2 separate regions of the Homo sapiens genome follow, and region 1 is linked to region 2. A link is an interaction called in ENCODE POLR2A ChIA-PET data of the cell type or tissue named here. Cell type or tissue: GM12878. All regions are shown on one strand. Each heading gives the region's core, and the rest is flanking DNA. Links, peaks and the distances in the headings are about the cores only. Region 1 overlaps KLHL1 (kelch like family member 1). Region 2 has its middle 420 kb from the start of KLHL1.

Region 1 (4,415 bases), core at 256-4,255, 67 kb before region 2:
GAGGAAGGAGGATTGGGCAGGAAGAATCTCAGACTGCAACACACTTCCAAGAAAAGTTCAGCCAGGCATCCTAGAGGCAAAGTCTCCAGTTCAGGAAGACCCACGTCTTAAAAGAATGGGCCTGCATTAGTAATTCCACCATGCATAGTCACTCTCCAGAAATGGTTAGTAAGAAGCATGGCTTTGGTGCAAAGGCAGCAGTGGATGCGGAGAGGCTGTATTCAGTTATGAGTGAGCACACTTAAATGGTTGCTACAACAGCCAGTTATAAAATACCTATTCGCTTATGGCCATATATAGCCTGAGTTTTTTTCTATGTTCCGCTCAAGTGATTCCTTTCACTTAAAATGACTTGCATCTATGGTTGTCAAAATTCTACCCAACCTTTAAACCCCCAGGTCAGTGGCCTCATCTTCTGAGATATCTCCCATTGGAGCTTGTAAGCCCTACAGCACTTACCAATGTCACCTCAACTGTGATTTTTGTTTTAAAAGAAAACAACTCTTAGCTACATGGAAAGCTGACATTTAGAGCTAGAATCCCAAAGTTGCAAACGATTGTTATTTGTTTTATTTTCATGTTATAACATTGCACTTTAAAACAATGTCTACGTACCACATGAAATCATCCTTGAGATTTTCATGATACATATTAATATAATTAACAAAATATATTTTGCTAATTTACTTTTTAAAATATTTTTGACAGGACAATATTTGTGGAAGATTCTGGAACAATATTTTTAATTGCTTAGATAAATCAAACATAGATAGAGTCCTCAGAAATAGAGGCAACGGGGTGCATTAGCAATAGTTAAATCTTTAACTGATTCCTTCAATAGTCTCTTCTCGTATCTCTACAGTGATACTATAGACTGAAGCTTGGTTAGAAGATGTAGGTTCTTGATACATTGCTATGATAATCTTCAACATATTGAATACTGATATAATGTTAAAGATGTGCCAAGCACTTTTCTAAGTGCTTTGTATATATCGCTTCATTAAATCCTTGTAACAACACTATGGGTTAGATATTATAGCTACTCCATTGTGCAGATAAGAAACTGAGGCACAAGAAGCTAAATAATGATTCCAAGGTCACATTGCCAGGTTGTAATTTTGAATAACAGGCTGTGTTGATGGATAGATGAGGGAGGAGTGTAAGCAAAGAAATACATCCTCTTAATTTGCAAATATTTCCTGAGTCCTTCATTTTTCCTTATGTCAACTTGCATCACATCAGGACAAGCAAGACACTATCACCTCTCACGTACATTATTTGGCATGGCCACATCTATTCTCATTTTTCCACACCATAGCCAGTGTGACATTTTTTGAAAAATACAGGCAGATACATCATGTCTCTGTTTAAAACATATTAGTAACTTCACATTACTCTTAGGATAAAATAAATCATATTGGCATACAAGGCCCCACACTGTATGGTCTTTTAACCATTTAGCCTTATTGTACATCATTCTGCCTCTTCCTTGACTCTCCAGTTTTCTTGCCACATCGGCCTTCTTTCAGTTCCTCAGAAATACTCTAATTCTTCTTATCACAACACGAGTGTTTCTTCTGCCAAGAATTCCTCATCCCCACATAAATCTTAATCTTCCCCCAGATATTAGCTCAGTCATCACTTTTCACCTTGGACAAGAACCATTTTTTTTGTCACATGGACAGGTAGTAAGGTAGCACCTATTTGTGTCCTTCAGCAAGTCCTGTCTTTTCCCTTCATATCCACCTGTACGCGTTCTGTGAGGGTATGAACTTATAGAAGGCATATCATAAGTATTGGAAATATGGATTGATGAAGAATGAATCCATGAAATGCAAGTTGCATAACAATAAAATTGAAAGTTAGCAAACTGCTAAACTTTACCTGACAGCCTTGATTTCATACACCTACACATAACACATGCCCACATGCTCCCAACACAGATACACACACACACACACACACACACACACACACACACATACACACATGACATGAATGAAAGATATTAGAGGCTTGTAGAGTAGGCACATTATTGGTTGGGGACATTCTGCAATGATACTAGTACTATTGTCATGTTTCACTGTGGCAGTTATTGTCAATTGTGAATGTACATAAAAATCATCTCAGGGAACTTTTAAACATCTCTGTGTCTGGACCTCATCCCAGTTCAATTAAATTAGAATCACCATATTCCAGATGTATTTTTTCAAAGGTTCCCAGGTGATTTCAATGTGCAACCACGATGGATAATCACTATTGTCAGCCAAAGAAAGAATGAAATAAATTATATCTAAATGCTATAAATTACATTTTTTTCTATGGCTCAAGCAAAAAAATCTTAATGCTACATAATTTAGTAGAATTATGTGAAAACTGTTTATACAAAACACTACATTGTGTTAGGCCCATGATCAGCATTTTAAAATAGTATATGAGTCAATCTGTTAATATTTCCATAGTACTTACACAGATATAGAAATTTATATAGAGTGCTTGTATATATTGTATATTATATGCTTATATATTTTGGGGGTGATTTTTGTGAAAACTATGCATATATATACACATGCATATATATACACACATACATGTATATTTAATATCTCACTGGAAAATTTTTATAATTTATATAAAATATGTATAATTTTACTTATCCATTTCTTTCCTTAATATGCAAGTTATTTTGTTTAATTCATTGCACAGAAAAACACTGAAGTGTTCAATTCTATGAACTATTACTTAAATTATTTCTTGTTTCTGAAGTAAAACTATCTGAGAGCATTGGAATTCAGTCACCCTAATCACTGATTTTACATATTTACTGGGTGATACTTTATACACGATGACGATTTTTACAAATTATTTTGAAAGGAAGATTTTAAATAAGTTATACCTGGAAGGTCATATATATATTATGAAGCCACTGGTGACTTAGATATATTTTGTGACTAATATGATGAATAATAATTTAGTAATTTAATACAATGATTAAATCAAAATAAATTTAAATACATTATTATTAATTTAAAATAAATATATTCTACCTAGACAAAAGGAAATACATTTTACAGGCTAATGCTTTTCAAATTAAGATACAATTAATGGCTAACAGGCAAACAGTAAAGCAATACTAAAAATTAGCTTTTCATTGTTATTATTTTGCATAATTAAAACCCTTTTTTATTGAAACTGTTTAGAGCTTAGAATATATTTAGCAATATTCTGAATGGATAATATTAACAAGTGTAAAGAAAAATAATAATTTCTTTTTCAGAACAAATTAATTTGGTTGCATTGATACAGAAATAACAATTAGCTTCAGAGAAATTATGGAGGCTCAACCTTTTGCTAAAATGTGACAGCATTATGGGGAATGATCTGTATAGACAGATTATCTTCTTCAATTCCTTCTCCATATTCGAAGGCCAACATCTTCATTGGATATAGTTATGTGTTCTATAACCCATATGGGAATATTTGATTTTAACATGTGCCATGTTACATGAAAATTAACGATAGTTTGTTTCTTTCAATAAACTATCTTAAAAACTTCTATAGAAAAATTCTGGTAAATATTTTGCTGCAGAATTCTCAAGGGGAGTATATGCAAAAAGCTACAGTCCAAAAATTATAAATAATTATATGTACTGGAAAAAGTACATTTTGGCAACATAAAACATCTAAAAGACATTTTAAAAATTATCAGAAGTCATCATGTAATTATTAAGCTTGAGTTGTATGAAAAATGACTTTAGATGTTTCTTTTCTTTCTATTAGATAATTATTTTTAGAATGCAGTTTTAATATTGATACTGAACATAACACAGAAAAATATTTTTAAACTCATAACCTTGCTGCATCTATAAAGATATTTTTAGTAACCATTAGGAAGTAGTTGAATGTATCATTTTGATTTTGAAATTATTCTAGTCCAATTATTCACCCTACCTAATGAGCCCATTCTGCAAGGAAATCATCACAGCTGCAAGAAATATGAGAATCACATAATAAGGCAGCTAGAGTTTGGAAATATTGTGGCAATCTACAAAAATATATTCCTTTATAATGTGGAAGCATAAAGTGTGAATATTTTCCAGGAAAACATGGATACTTTCAAAACATAGATATTTAAAATAAACAACAATCCTGGGAACATGTTACTTGCTAAACAATTTAATTTAATTATAGTTAGAGATGTTTGAGAGAGGAATTTAAGTTTTGAGAGTAATGACATATTTTATACTTGCTCTATCATTCTGCTTGCAATTCTTAATTTCTTAGATTTAGTGACCACCCCTAAGACAGACCATCCTGACCATTTGATTTATTTAACAACTAAAATTTATTAAAAGTTTATCATTTGCCGAGCACTGTTATCTGCATTTTCTATTTAATCTTCACACAAATACTAT
Region 2 (4,415 bases), core at 278-4,277:
TAGAGATTATATATAGATATATAGATTATATATATATTTATATATATATAGATTATATTAAAGAGATTATATATAAAATGCCAGTGAAGAAATTCCCAAAATATCTTCTGGGAATATATATGTGTGTGTGTATGTATATATGTGTGTGTGTATGTATATATGTGTGTGTGTGTATATATACACACACACACATATATACATACACACACACATATATACATACACACACACATATATATACACACACACACACACACACACACACACACATGTTCTGTTTAGAAAACTGGATATATCTATAAGCAGAACCTGGTTCTGTTTCTCTGGAGAACTCTGATTAATACAGCCTAGGAAATGCAAACCATTTAATGTCATTGAATTTATGTTAACTGTATTAAGTAGCTTATCTTTGGAAAAATTTAGGGTACCTTTTTTCTGTAAGTCTTTCAGAAAAAGAAACAATATATGCATCAATTAACCTACTTTTATTTTCTTTGGAACTATAAATTGTGGATCAAAATTCAAATAGTAGTAATTACTGGATGAACTACCGGCCAGTTTATATTTTTCTTTCATTTGTAGCAAGTTCAATAATACATTTCAACAAAACATTTTCTTATATATTCAGGAGTTTTTCTTAGTAGCTAAAAATTATAATTTGAATTCAGATCACACAAAGAATATACTAAAAGAAAAGCTAAGGTGATTCCACAGTAAAAGAAGTATCATGTTTTAACATATAAATATGTAATGTGATGCTAATTTTTCCAAAACCTAAGACATCAACATCCCCTATTATGTGAACCTTGTGTCTAGGTTCTGCCTTTTTCCAGACATAGAACTTTAGAAACCTTATTTGTTTCTGAGTTTCCTAAACTATAATTATATTGAGAGGTTTAATTGTCAAAATCATCTGTGAATACATTGATAGGGTTAATTGTAAAAAATATTTAAATGGCTTAGCCCTTCAGTGTTTCAGGAAACAACACCCCCAAATAAAGGCCTCAGAAGCAGCTCTCTCTGACCTTCTCCTGCCCTCCTGTCTGGCCTCTCATTCTCCTGCTGGGCTCACCAAGGTAACTAGAATCCCTCTTGTCCAAGACAGATCATAGAAATCAGAACCCCTTTCCTCTAAAGCCAGTCATTAAATATGATCTTTACTTTCCCCCACCTTTCTATGTAAAAATTGGCCGTAAATAAATTATCTCATCAGGTGTGGTGGCTCAGGTCTGTAATCCCAGTATGTTGGGAGGCAGAGACAGGAATATTACTTGAGCTCAGAAGTTCAAGACCAGCCTGGGCAATATAATGAGACCTTTTCACAAAAAAAAAAAAAAAAAAAAAAAAAAAAAAAAAAAAAAAAAATTAAAAAATTAGCCAGGTATGGTGGGGCATGCCTGTTGTCTCAGATAGTTGGCAGGCTGAGGTAGGAGAATCCCTTAAGCCCACTGAGCTCCAGCCTGGTTGACAGAGTGAAACCTCATCTCTAAAAACAAGAAAAGTTGAAAGTAAAAGAGAAAAAAGAAGAGAAATAGTCTGGCCTAACTTATTTGATTGTAGGTCATAAAAACCCCATTCCAGAGAGGGCCTTGCCCCACACCCAGAAGGAAAGAATGTGGCACGCAGAGGCCAAGAAAAATCTAAACAAACAGACCTTGTTGTGTTTCATTACCCAGTCTTTTAGCATTAGATTATACCCTTGTCCTCCAATAATATTTCTCCATGGCTTTTCATAATTTGTTTAACCTAAGCATAAAAACGGACAGTTTCCCCTGTATCTTTGAGTCTTCATTCTGAAGGCTTCCATGTCACCTGAAATTATGATCAAATAAATGTGTATGCCATTTCTCCTATTAATCTGACCTTTGTCAGATGATGTTCAGCAAACTGTCAGAGCGTGAAGGGAAAGTTTCCCCTGGCCCCTACAGTTCAGTGACTAGTCCTTAGCAAACACTTGAAAAGTATTTAAAATCAAAACAAAACAAAAATCAAATACAAAAGGCCTTTAGAAATGTAACAATAACTATTTATGGCAAGTTATTGAATTGATAGGGAAACTCAAAGTGAGGAAAAAGAAAAGGAAAATTCAATTAGGTAAACAGTTAAGGCTGAGAGAAGTAGCCTGCCTGAAAAACCACAGCTACAGGCAAAAATAGAGCAGCCCGGGGAAAACTCAAGGTGCACCTGCACAGATAAGCAGGCAGAGTCCAGCACAGAAGCCTTTTGCTCTTTGTGTGATTAGTGAGCTCCCAGGAAAAAGTTTCCTCCCCTTTTCAGCCATATACACAGTGGGCTCAGTGGGAACTTACACAGGGAGGAGGGGGGCTTACCTAGAGCTAACCCACAGTTATACAAACAAGAGAAGCTGTGCATTGTGCCTACCTTGAGACATACCCACAAGTACATACATAAGAGGGAATCATACAGACAGCTTTCCAGGTAAGAGAAGTTGTTCAAACAGCCACAGAGGTGAGAAGAGTTTTTGTAAAAGCTTTTGAATTCAACTGTAAAAACAGCAACCCACTTGGGCTACCCTCTCCGTTGCAAAGAGCTTTTTTCTTTCATTTATGAAACTTTCATTCCAACCTTGGGCTGTGGTCACTAGTATTGGCTCAAATATACCTCTTAAATATTTGGCAGACTTTGGTTGGTTTTTCCACTGTCATCTGGTTGGCACTGAGATGGAAGCAGGAAAATAAAAAATAGGATAAATATAGTAAGGCCAGTTATACATTTAAATATTCTTTATAACTCAGCAAAATTATCTTACTGTTTTCTAGTTAAAACCCTGAATCAAAAATACAAGCAAAAGTTATAAATTGGATTCTTGAGAACTACTCTGTTAATCTGATGAGGTACAATGCTTGAGTTTTGTTTGTTTTGTAAATAATGGTAGCAAAATAGAAATTTGAGTTAGGTGAATGTTAACTAACCTGCCATAATTTTGCTATGATATTATAAAAGAAGCAAGTCTTAAAACTGAATGCTGCCACATTTGAGAATTTCTTAAGCAAAAAGTTACATCCATACAGGTATGAAACAATTCATCTATTTTTTGTAGGCTCAACGAAGTCTAGCTATTTGTCTTTTTATACTACCTCTTTGAATGAAAGGTCAAGTAGAGTAGATAATACGTATTTCCAAGGACAAGAATTAACTATGACATTTATAGCCAGTATCAGAAAACCAAACGATTCCTATTCCAATATATGAACACAGGATAATTTGAGGCTCAAAACTCAGATACTATCTTTAAGATGTAGGTTACAGACCTTGGTAGATTCTTTACTCTTTTTGAAAGAGTGGGCATTGTCTCTAAAATATTTTAGCTAATCCAAAAATTTCAGTTTGGTTTTTCCACAAAATGTAAACAAATTTAATTTTTCCAGTGAAAAGTGATTTCTAACATTCACTTGTTAATTACCGAATACTAACATACAAATTAAATGTATTTCTTTACAGACTTCATTTTTCTATCCAAATCCCTTTTTTATTGCAATGCAGATCAAAGGAGAAAAAGTCAAGATGATTGTTTTCAATTACTAAGGCGTTAAGCATGATCTTATGCTTTAAACTCTAAAAATAGTCCATAGGAAAGCAACCATAATATTTACAGATTTGATACAGTGAGGTTTTCCAAATTTTTCACTTCCGAATAGTATAGATCTTCTAAATTCATGTTTTTATTTCTAATTTTTTCATCCTGATGTTTTTTAAGGGTACTCTTTAAAGGGGATAACAAGTTTGAAATTTCTGTTACACATTGTGATGTTTTGTATTTAGAAGGTGAGTTAACATTTTCATTTTGTTACAATACAATTTAGTGGCATAATGTTTCTTATTAGGAAACTCTGATTATTCTTTCAGAATTCTAATTTTTTTTAAAAAAAAATCATGGTTGCCTGAAAGGTTTATTGAAGTTAATGACTGCCAACAGTATAGCTGTATTTCAATTAGAAAAAAATAAATCCAATGATACCTTTCCCAGTGCTCAACATCTATCTACAACTAGGAAGAATACAATTTTCATTTTTAGTTTTTTAAAATACTTTTTGTTATCGTTGCACTTGTTTGCTGTAATTGTTATTATTATTTTATTTTTATTTAGTTCTATTTTTATTCTTTTGTTTTTATTCTAACATAAAATTGTTTATTCTTGAAAGCCGTATTAAATAGGTGCCAGTTCCTATCTGTGAAATCGGGTTGTTACTCTTTAATATGATTTTATATAGTACCTGGGATGAAGTAAATACATAAAAACGATTAGTCATTTCTGTATAAGACACATCCAATAATTATAGTGTTAGCTACTTTTTAATGAAATGTAATTTAATTGTACTCCTTGTGAAAATATCTTGGCTATACATCACTGCTGTTTCAAGACGTTTTTATCTTGTTCGTAGTAAAGGCATTAG

What was found. ChIA-PET counts read pairs that join two places held together with the same protein. Peaks named below come from ENCODE experiments on the same cell type or tissue, not always from the same donor. Only the 100,000 strongest peaks of a DNase experiment are listed, where the experiment ranks them.
Region 1: POLR2A ChIA-PET joins it to region 2 with 5 read pairs; 2 of 35 experiments call an interaction of 5 or more read pairs at or near these places.

The regions. Positions count from the first base shown.
Region 1 is chr13:69,748,680-69,753,094 of GRCh38, reverse strand. The region is part of intron 7 of KLHL1 (kelch like family member 1); the gene reads left to right. Among named protein-coding and RNA genes, the nearest start is that of KLHL1, 360 kb to the left of the region's middle. In GM12878, for the core only: no CTCF peak of the experiment used is centred there; no DNase peak of the experiment used is centred there.
Region 2 is chr13:69,681,960-69,686,374 of GRCh38, reverse strand. No RefSeq gene overlaps it. Among named protein-coding and RNA genes, the nearest start is that of KLHL1, 420 kb to the left of the region's middle. In GM12878, for the core only: no CTCF peak of the experiment used is centred there; a DNase peak (open chromatin) is centred at 1,886; H3K4me3 peaks cover 627 bases.